Regions from separate parts of the Homo sapiens genome. Here region 2 is linked to region 1. A link is an interaction called in ENCODE POLR2A ChIA-PET data of the cell type or tissue named here. Cell type or tissue: PC-9. All regions are shown on one strand.

What was found. ChIA-PET counts read pairs that join two places held together with the same protein. Peaks named below come from ENCODE experiments on the same cell type or tissue, not always from the same donor. Only the 100,000 strongest peaks of a DNase experiment are listed, where the experiment ranks them.
Region 2: POLR2A ChIA-PET joins it to region 1 with 5 read pairs; 2 of 35 experiments call an interaction of 5 or more read pairs at or near these places.

Annotation. Positions count from the first base shown.
Region 1 is chr1:231,771,299-231,775,298 of GRCh38, reverse strand. All of the region lies in intron 6 of DISC1 (DISC1 scaffold protein), which reads right to left. The region is part of intron 10 of TSNAX-DISC1 (TSNAX-DISC1 readthrough (NMD candidate)); the gene reads right to left. Among named protein-coding and RNA genes, the nearest start is that of DISC2, 45 kb to the left of the region's middle. In PC-9, a CTCF peak has its summit at 2,066; a DNase peak (open chromatin) is centred at 1,998; H3K27ac peaks cover 1,305 bases.
Region 2 is chr1:231,881,071-231,885,070 of GRCh38, reverse strand. All of the region lies in intron 9 of DISC1 (DISC1 scaffold protein), which reads right to left. The region is part of intron 12 of TSNAX-DISC1 (TSNAX-DISC1 readthrough (NMD candidate)); the gene reads right to left. Among named protein-coding and RNA genes, the nearest start is that of DISC1-IT1, 43 kb to the left of the region's middle. In PC-9, no CTCF peak of the experiment used is centred here; no DNase peak of the experiment used is centred here.

The DNA.
Region 1 (4,000 bases):
ATGTCACATGCTATTAGGAAGTTTCTTTTCAAGTTGTTGGGTCGTTGTCCACGAAACAAAGCATATTGCAATTGCATGTTAGAAAGTTGAGTAAATTACAAACAGACAGCACCCTGAGTTTGTATCTGGCCTCTATGAAAATCCTTATAGATGATGATAACAGTCGTGATGTTGAGTGATCTGTTTCTCTAGGTTTTGTAACAATACTAGTCTCTGCAACTTCTCTTTATAAGACTTCAAGGTTTTCCTGTTTCACAATTTGTCTGGCTCTCTCCATCTGGCCTAAGAAGAGCCTATTCTCATGAACAATGAAGGCAGCTATTGATGTATGTAAGATGGGTTCATTTGGCTAAATATACCTACTGGATATTATCCCTAAGTCAGCATTTTCTAAAAGACAACCAATACTTCATAGCAAAAATTAGGTTAACAGGATCATGTCCAATTAGTTAAAAATACTAGACCAAGCAATCTCTCTGACCTGTTGAGCCAGCTGGTTCTACACTGGTTTCTTTCAAATGCTTCACTTCTGCAGATCCATGCTGCAGCCCATCAGCTTGGAAAAGACATATCTTCCTTCTCAAATGGAAAGCCCAAATATTGATGACGGGTTTCTCTAGTTGATGGTTACGGCAGGGAGCAGTCTGATGCCTCACCTCCCTACGGTGGAAGAAAGGAAGCTGACCAATCAAAGTGTGCACCTACACAGCCCACACTGCCCTCCAGATGCGGCGATACCTCCCTGCACCTCAAAGTAAATTAGACTGATGCCAAGGATCACCTCTTGAGAATCACCCAGATAATGAGGATGTCTCAGGGTGGCCACACTCCAGCCACACAAAACTCCAGCCAGTGCTGATGGCCTCTGCTCACCATGAGTGTTCCATGCTGCAGGCACCTGTATAACTTCCTTATCGCAGGAGAAAAAGGTCATGTTATTAACTAGTCATTAGATTGTCCAGGTTTTTTGTACCTTTTAACTGCTCTGGTTTATTCCTACCCTCCCATGAAACTCTTCGTCCTTACATTCCTTTTTTTTTTCTTTGAGTCAGGGTCTTGCTCTGTTGCCCTGGCTGGACTGCAGTGGCACAATCATAGTTCACTGTAATCTCGAACTCCAGGGCTTGAGCAACCTTCCTGCCTCAGCCTCCCGAGTAGCTAGGACTACAAGTACACTCAATCATGCCTGGCTAATTTTTTTTATTTTTATTTTTTTATTTTTGTAGAGATTAGGTGTCAAATTCCTGGACTCAAGCATTCTTCCCGCCTTGGCCTCCCAAAGTGCTGGGATTATAGGTGTGAGCCACTGTTCCCAGCCTCATCCTTACATTCCCAAGATCTCCTCCTACATGAAGCCTTCATGGTTTCTGAAAGTCCTTGAGATACCCAGGTTTTCCTATAGTCACCTCAGCACAAAAACGTGGCAGCCTGTTCTTGACCTGACCTCTGTAATCTCAGTGGGAATGTTCGGATTGGGGATGGTGGATTCTCCCAGAGGACCCCACAGACAGCAGTGCCCCATGTTCAAGATCATCCTCATATATAATTTCCCTAACAGCATCATAAAATCAGAGAGCCACAACTTTTGAAATGCCTTTCAAGAACCTATCCAATTGGCTGGGCGCAGTGGCTCACGCCTGTAATCTCAGCACTTTGGGAGGCCAAGGAGGGCAGATCATGAGGTCAGGAAATTAAGACCATCCTGGCTAACATGGTGAAACCCTGTCTCTACTAAAAATACAAAAAATTAGCTGGGTGTGCTGGCACAAGCCTGTAGTCCCAGCTACTCAGGAGGCTGAGGCAGGAAAATCGCTTGAACCTGGGAGGCGGAGGTTGCAGTGAGCCGAGATCGCACCACTGCACTCCAGCCTGGGTGACAGAGAGAGACTCTATCTCAAAACATACAAACAAACAAACAAACAAATAAAAACCTATCAAAGCACTAGATTACTCAGTAAAAGTCACACATTCATGCCTTCTCTGTGACTCATCCTGATTAAAAGGCAAACCAGAGGATACAGGTAGAAAACCAGACCAAGTCCTGGGCTCAGTTCTATCAGCCAACCACACTGTGGAGCTCCTAGTTTTAGATGAGGAAAGAGAATTAGTCATAGAAATAGCTTCCTTGGCTCTCTGGAAGGAAACCATCTTTTATTGATTCAGGCCCAAAGACAGCCATAGTTGTACACAAGATGGTCTCTTACTAGCTACATCATCAGGGAAACTTTCTGAGTTTTTGATTCCTCAGTTGCAAAATGAGAACATAACAGCCTACCCACCACACCAAGGCAATAGCTGAAGAATGGTTCTGAAAGTGCAGGTGGGAGAGAACAAGCTGTATTCAAGGGACCCGTTTCATTTGGATGAAAACCGGCAACAATCCAAATCTCTTCCCCCTCTCCATGGGCATGAGCCATGGAGAGTTCTGCCTGGAAATATTCGGGATAGAAGGGGAATGGGAGGAGATCTTAAGTAACTCCCTAGAATAGCATGTGCCGCTTGCTTTTATAGGCTGGATAGGATGTGATACATGTGGAAGACAGAACAGTCGTTCACTAAATACAGTAAGATATATTTGGACGGGTAGTTTGAAGGCCTTCAGAAGACTGAAATTTCCATTGTAAAGACGACGACTGGAAGCACAATAAAGTGCTTAGTACCATCCAGGCTCTGCTGAGAGTTTTCTATGTACTACCTCGGTTCATCCATGTGATAGCTCTATAAGGTAGAAATTATTATCAACACCCCTTTCCTCAAATCGGCCAATAATGAGTTGAGTGAGGAGTTAACCTTCAACTCCAGACAATCAGGTGGCAGAGTCCGTATTCTCAACCACTACAGGTGGTGAGTTGTAGGAAGTCTTTTCTTCAGCACAGTGGCCAAGCCGACCATTGCTCCCACTCCCGGCTCTACCCACGTAGCACTTGCAGTCCTTACTGCTCATCTACCCATTCGGGTGCCACTCACTTTTTTGTCCAACATGTGTAAGTGTGCGTTCTGTATGTCTCAGAAATGAGAGTATGAGCTCTTGAAGGGCAAGAAAGATTGGGTGCAATGGCTAAAACCTGTAATCCCAGCACTTCAGGACGCTAAGGCAGGAGGATCGCTTGAGCCCAGGAATTCAAGAGCAACCTGGGCAACATAGAAATACTTCACCTCTACAAAAAAATAAAAACAAAAAAATAGCCGGATGTGGTGACCCAAGCCTGTGGTCCCAGCTCCTCCAGAGGCTGAGGCAGGGAGGATCGCTTGAGCCCAGGAGTTCAAGAACAGCATGGGCAACATAGAGAGACACCATTTCTGCAAAAAACTTAAAAAAAAAAAAAAATAGCCAGATGTGGAGGCTCAAGCCTGTGATTCCAGCTACTCCAGATGCTGAGGCAGAAAGGATCACTTAAACCCAGGAATTTGAAGCTATAGTGAGCCATGATTGTGCCACTGTGCTCCAGCCTGGGCAACAAAGCAAGACCCTGTCTCTTAAAAATAAATAAATAAATAAAGGGCAAAAAGTAGATGTGTATCTTATAGACATTCCATGATACAGAATACAGGGATGATTCTCACTCCAGAGTAGAGTGGAGAAGACCGGGCTTCAGAATTAATGAACAGGAGTGTAAATATCAGTTTTCTCTCTTATTAATTAGGACTTTGGGCAAATTATAACCTTCTTAAACGTTTTTCCTCACCTGTAAAATGAATACAACAACCGAAGTAACTCATAGAGTCAGCTTATAACACTGCCTGGTACATGGTAAGCACCCAATACATTTTAGCTACCAGTAACAATCCATTCTTCCAGATGGGAACTTTGCCATTGGGTGTCCCTCTCTCAATAGCTTGCCTCTTCCCTTAGTGAGAGGCATAGTTCATCCAGATGATCGTCCTCAGCAAAAGTTGGCATTAGGATCTCTAACCAATTGAATTCCAACAGTTCTCAAAGGGAGAGAGGGTGTCCTGAGGGTGTTTGGAAATGGGGAGGGTGCATATTGGAATGGGGAGG
Region 2 (4,000 bases), 110 kb before region 1:
AGAGGCTGCCTTTCCCTCTGTTTCATGAAAATGAGCATGGTGAACTATTAATAACAACTTCTAAAGCCAGTTGGCCATGGATCAGGTGGAACACGGAAGGACAAAAAATCCTGGGGGAGAGAGAAGAGAGGAGGGGACAAAGGAAAGCCTCTCCTTATATATTCCAGCACTAAATGCATTCTTTCCCCCATCCCAGGTTAATTCCTCCTGTAAAACCGGATCACACAAAGACAGAACTCAGATTATATTCTGGTTTTCTTTTTTTTTTTTTCCATCTTTTATTTTAGGTTCGGAGGTCCATGTATGATTTGTTGTATGGGTAAATTTCATGTCATGAAGGTTTGGTGTAGAGGTTATTTCATCACCCAGGTAACAAGTATAGTGCCCAATGGGTGGTTTTTCAATCCTTACCCTCCTCCCACCCTCCAATCTCAAGTAGGCCCCAGCGTCTATTGTTCTTATACACCCGAAGGAAGATAAATTGTTTCATCATAAAGTCACATGCACGCGTATGTTCATTGCAGCACTATTCACAATAACAAAGACATGAAATCAACCTAAATGCCCATCCATGGGCAGACTGGATAAAGAAAATGTGGTACAAATACACCATGGTATACTACACAGCCACAAAAAAAGAAGGAAATCATTTCCTTTGTAGCAGCATGGATGGAGCTGGAAGCCATTATCCTAAGCAAATTAATGCAGTAACAGAAAACCAAATACTGCACGTTCTCGCTTATAAGTGGGAGCTAAACATTGAGTACACATGGATTTTCTGATTTTCCTGTTATTGTATTTGTTATATTAGCATAACAAATGTTATCAAATACCAACAATGAGTCAGATGCAAAATTGTCCAAAAAAGAGCTGGGTTCTCTCACACTCGGAGGTTGCCACTGCAGAGCAGGTACATCAGTCCCTGGGAACTGCACCATCACCCCGCACTGAGTGGCCGGGTCCCGAGTGTGGAATGCAGCTGCCCCACCCCAAAGGAGATGATTCTTATCTCTCAAAACTTAGATCTTGAATGTGAACTGCCATTCCCCTGCCACCCACCCTGGGCAAGGGACCCTCAGGATTTGTCATGTCAGACCACCAGGCATGTCATTTATTTAGCTGGCCATCTTTGGTTGGCATTCTGACACTTCCTCCACAGTAAGAAGCCCCTCTTACTTCTGAGGGGCTCTCAGGTGAGGCTGGCAGAATTCTAGAATTCACAAGCAAGGTGGCTAACCCTGAACGCATCATGTTTCTCCTGCACCTGATCCTTTTCCTCTATCCTACCCTCAGTCAATTGCACCATCCCCATGTAGTTAGAGAAGCCAGCAAGTGAGACTCATCCTGAAATCCTCATCCTTACCTTGAATTTCTCTCACCAGCTCTCACCAGGCCTCAGGCTCCCTGCCTGTGGCCTCACCTGCCTCTAACCTGCACCCACCTGCCCAGCACAAGTCTGACAATATGACCTCCCACCTTGCTGAGACCAATAGTGGCCCCTTGAGGCCTTCAGGAGAAAGCTCTTTGGCTTGGCACACAGACTCCTCATGTGGGACCCAGCACCTGGCAACTCGATGCCTCCTCTCTGACCTGCCCCACATGGCCACCCACTCACACCAACCTCATCACAAGTCCCTGTGCAACAGCTGGCACTGTTCCTTTCACTAGGCCAGCCCCTCTCCACACCACTACCACTTACCTATAGGAATGTGAGCTCCCGACGGCAAGGGGTTGCTGGGGGGAGGGTTGGGTTTTTTTTGTTCATTGCTGAATTTCCTACACCTAGAACATTTCTAGGTACTTATTAGCAGAAATCTAATTAATATTATAGAGAGAAAGAAGAATGAATGAATGAATGAATGGTTATTCAAGACCCAGATTAAGTATCATTTTTCTCTTGGGAGCATTTCTTGATTCCTCTTATTAATCTCAGCAACCAAATCTGTTGCCCTTCGCTTGCACATCTCTTTCTGCCCACATCAGCAGTGGGCGCCTGTCTCATGGCATCTGTCGCTCTGTGCTAAGGCAGCTCCCGTGTGTCTACAGCACTGAGTGACGAATGAGCCTCTTGGGAGCAGAACCGTCTTATGCTTGTGCTTGTGTTCTCTCCAACCCCCACCCATTCCTTCTTCTCCTACATATCTGATACCAACAACCAGGTGCCCAGCCCTGTATCCTGCGTGTCATAGACATCCCTACAGGCCCATCATTATGCACAGTGATGAACACATAATAGACTGTCCACACATTTCAGGCCATTCCACGTTCACACCTAGATAAGGAAACTTTTGCCCTAGCTAATCACAGCCTGACTTCCAAGGGCAGGTCCAAATGCACACCATCCATTTGGCTCTGTGCTGCAAACCTGACTAGGGACAGTGATTAAACCTTTCTGACCTAAAAACTTGAAAGCCTTTTCATTGCATAGACAGCAAATAAGGTACAAATTACAACATGCAGGTACAGTAGCATGATGCAACATGATACACATTATGTTTCATATCTAATACGTTTTGATTATTCAAACGACACCCAGAGGATTTATGTAAGGAGAAGTGAGACAAAGAGACCAATAAGCGCAGTGTGAAATAAACTGCTGAGGTGTGGGACAGAAAAATCAAACACATTTTCTCTGAAAGATTTCCAAATCTAATTCCTGTCAACTACGTTTCTCCTTTTTTGTGCCTGAATGAATGAGACAGGATTGAGGGGATTCTGGAGATCACCTCATTTGAGGTGACAGAAAACATCGCCGTGTTCCAGCTGAAAGAAGGATGCTTCTTTACCTGGCCGTTTCTCATGGCTCCAGGGAATATTTAGAGATTATCTCTTCCCTTGCTATAGGGACCCTGACTACCAGTGCTGCAAATAAATCAGCCTGAGATGGCAAGAATAGTGCATTCACCCAAAAGTTAGCCGTTAACAATCGCTATGCCCATATTTACTCTGTCTAGCTAATCTGTGCCCGCAAAGCCTGAAAGAAGAGCCAAGTCCTCCTGTGGCCGCTGTGCCCTGGGCCCACAGCAGGGAGGAGTGGAGATGGGCTGGCAAGCCTGGGCGCAGACCCTGAGTCTCTACCGACCAAGCATGTGACCTCAAGCAAGTTCCCTTATGCTCCCGCGTCTCAGATGCTCATCAATGAAGCAGAGTGGAAAATCAGACCTGTGCAGGCTGTTGTAAGGGCTAGCTGTGAACTTGCAAGGACATGGCACACAGTGAATGAGAGTGATGATTATTGTCATGTTCTTGCTTCAAAATTTCTGGGTGTTCAGAAGCCTCGTGTGATGAGAACATTTCACTGGCTCTGGAAACTTTGACTGATCGGCATAGTTTCCAGAATGAGACACGAAATGGGCACTAGTTAGAGTCACCTGCCCCAGTGCATGGTGAAGGAAGAGGAAGTGCTCGTCTTGAAGCGGGACCCTGGCTGGGAGTGTGGATGGGTTGAATTATGTGCCCCCCTCCATAAAAGGTCTGTTGGAGACCTTAACCCCTGGGACCTCAGAATGGGAACTTATTTGGGGATAGGGTCTTTACAGAGGTAATCAGAGTTCAAACAGGATCATTAGAGTGGGCCCTAATCCAATATGACTGGGTTCTAATAAAAAGGAGAAATTTGGACACTAATACAGATACAGAGGGAAGACCATGAGAAGAGACAGAGGGAGAAGACGGCCACCTACAAGCCAAGGAGAGAAGCCTGGAACAGATCCTTCCCTAGAGCTCTGCAATCTTGCCATCGCCTTGGTCTCAGACTTCTAACCTCCACGACAGTGCAACAATGCGTGTCTGTTCTTTAAGCCACCCGGTTTGTGGTCTTTGGTTATGGCAGCTCAAGCAGACCAATGCAGAGGCCCTGTTGCCAGGGAAAGTCCACTCTTGGTGACTGTGGTGCCCTGCAGCAGAGAACAAGGTATCTCTCTTCTCTTGCCCACAGCATGGTGTTGAAACCATCCCTATAAACTTTTTTTAAATAAAATTCGTCAGGGAAGAAAGAGAG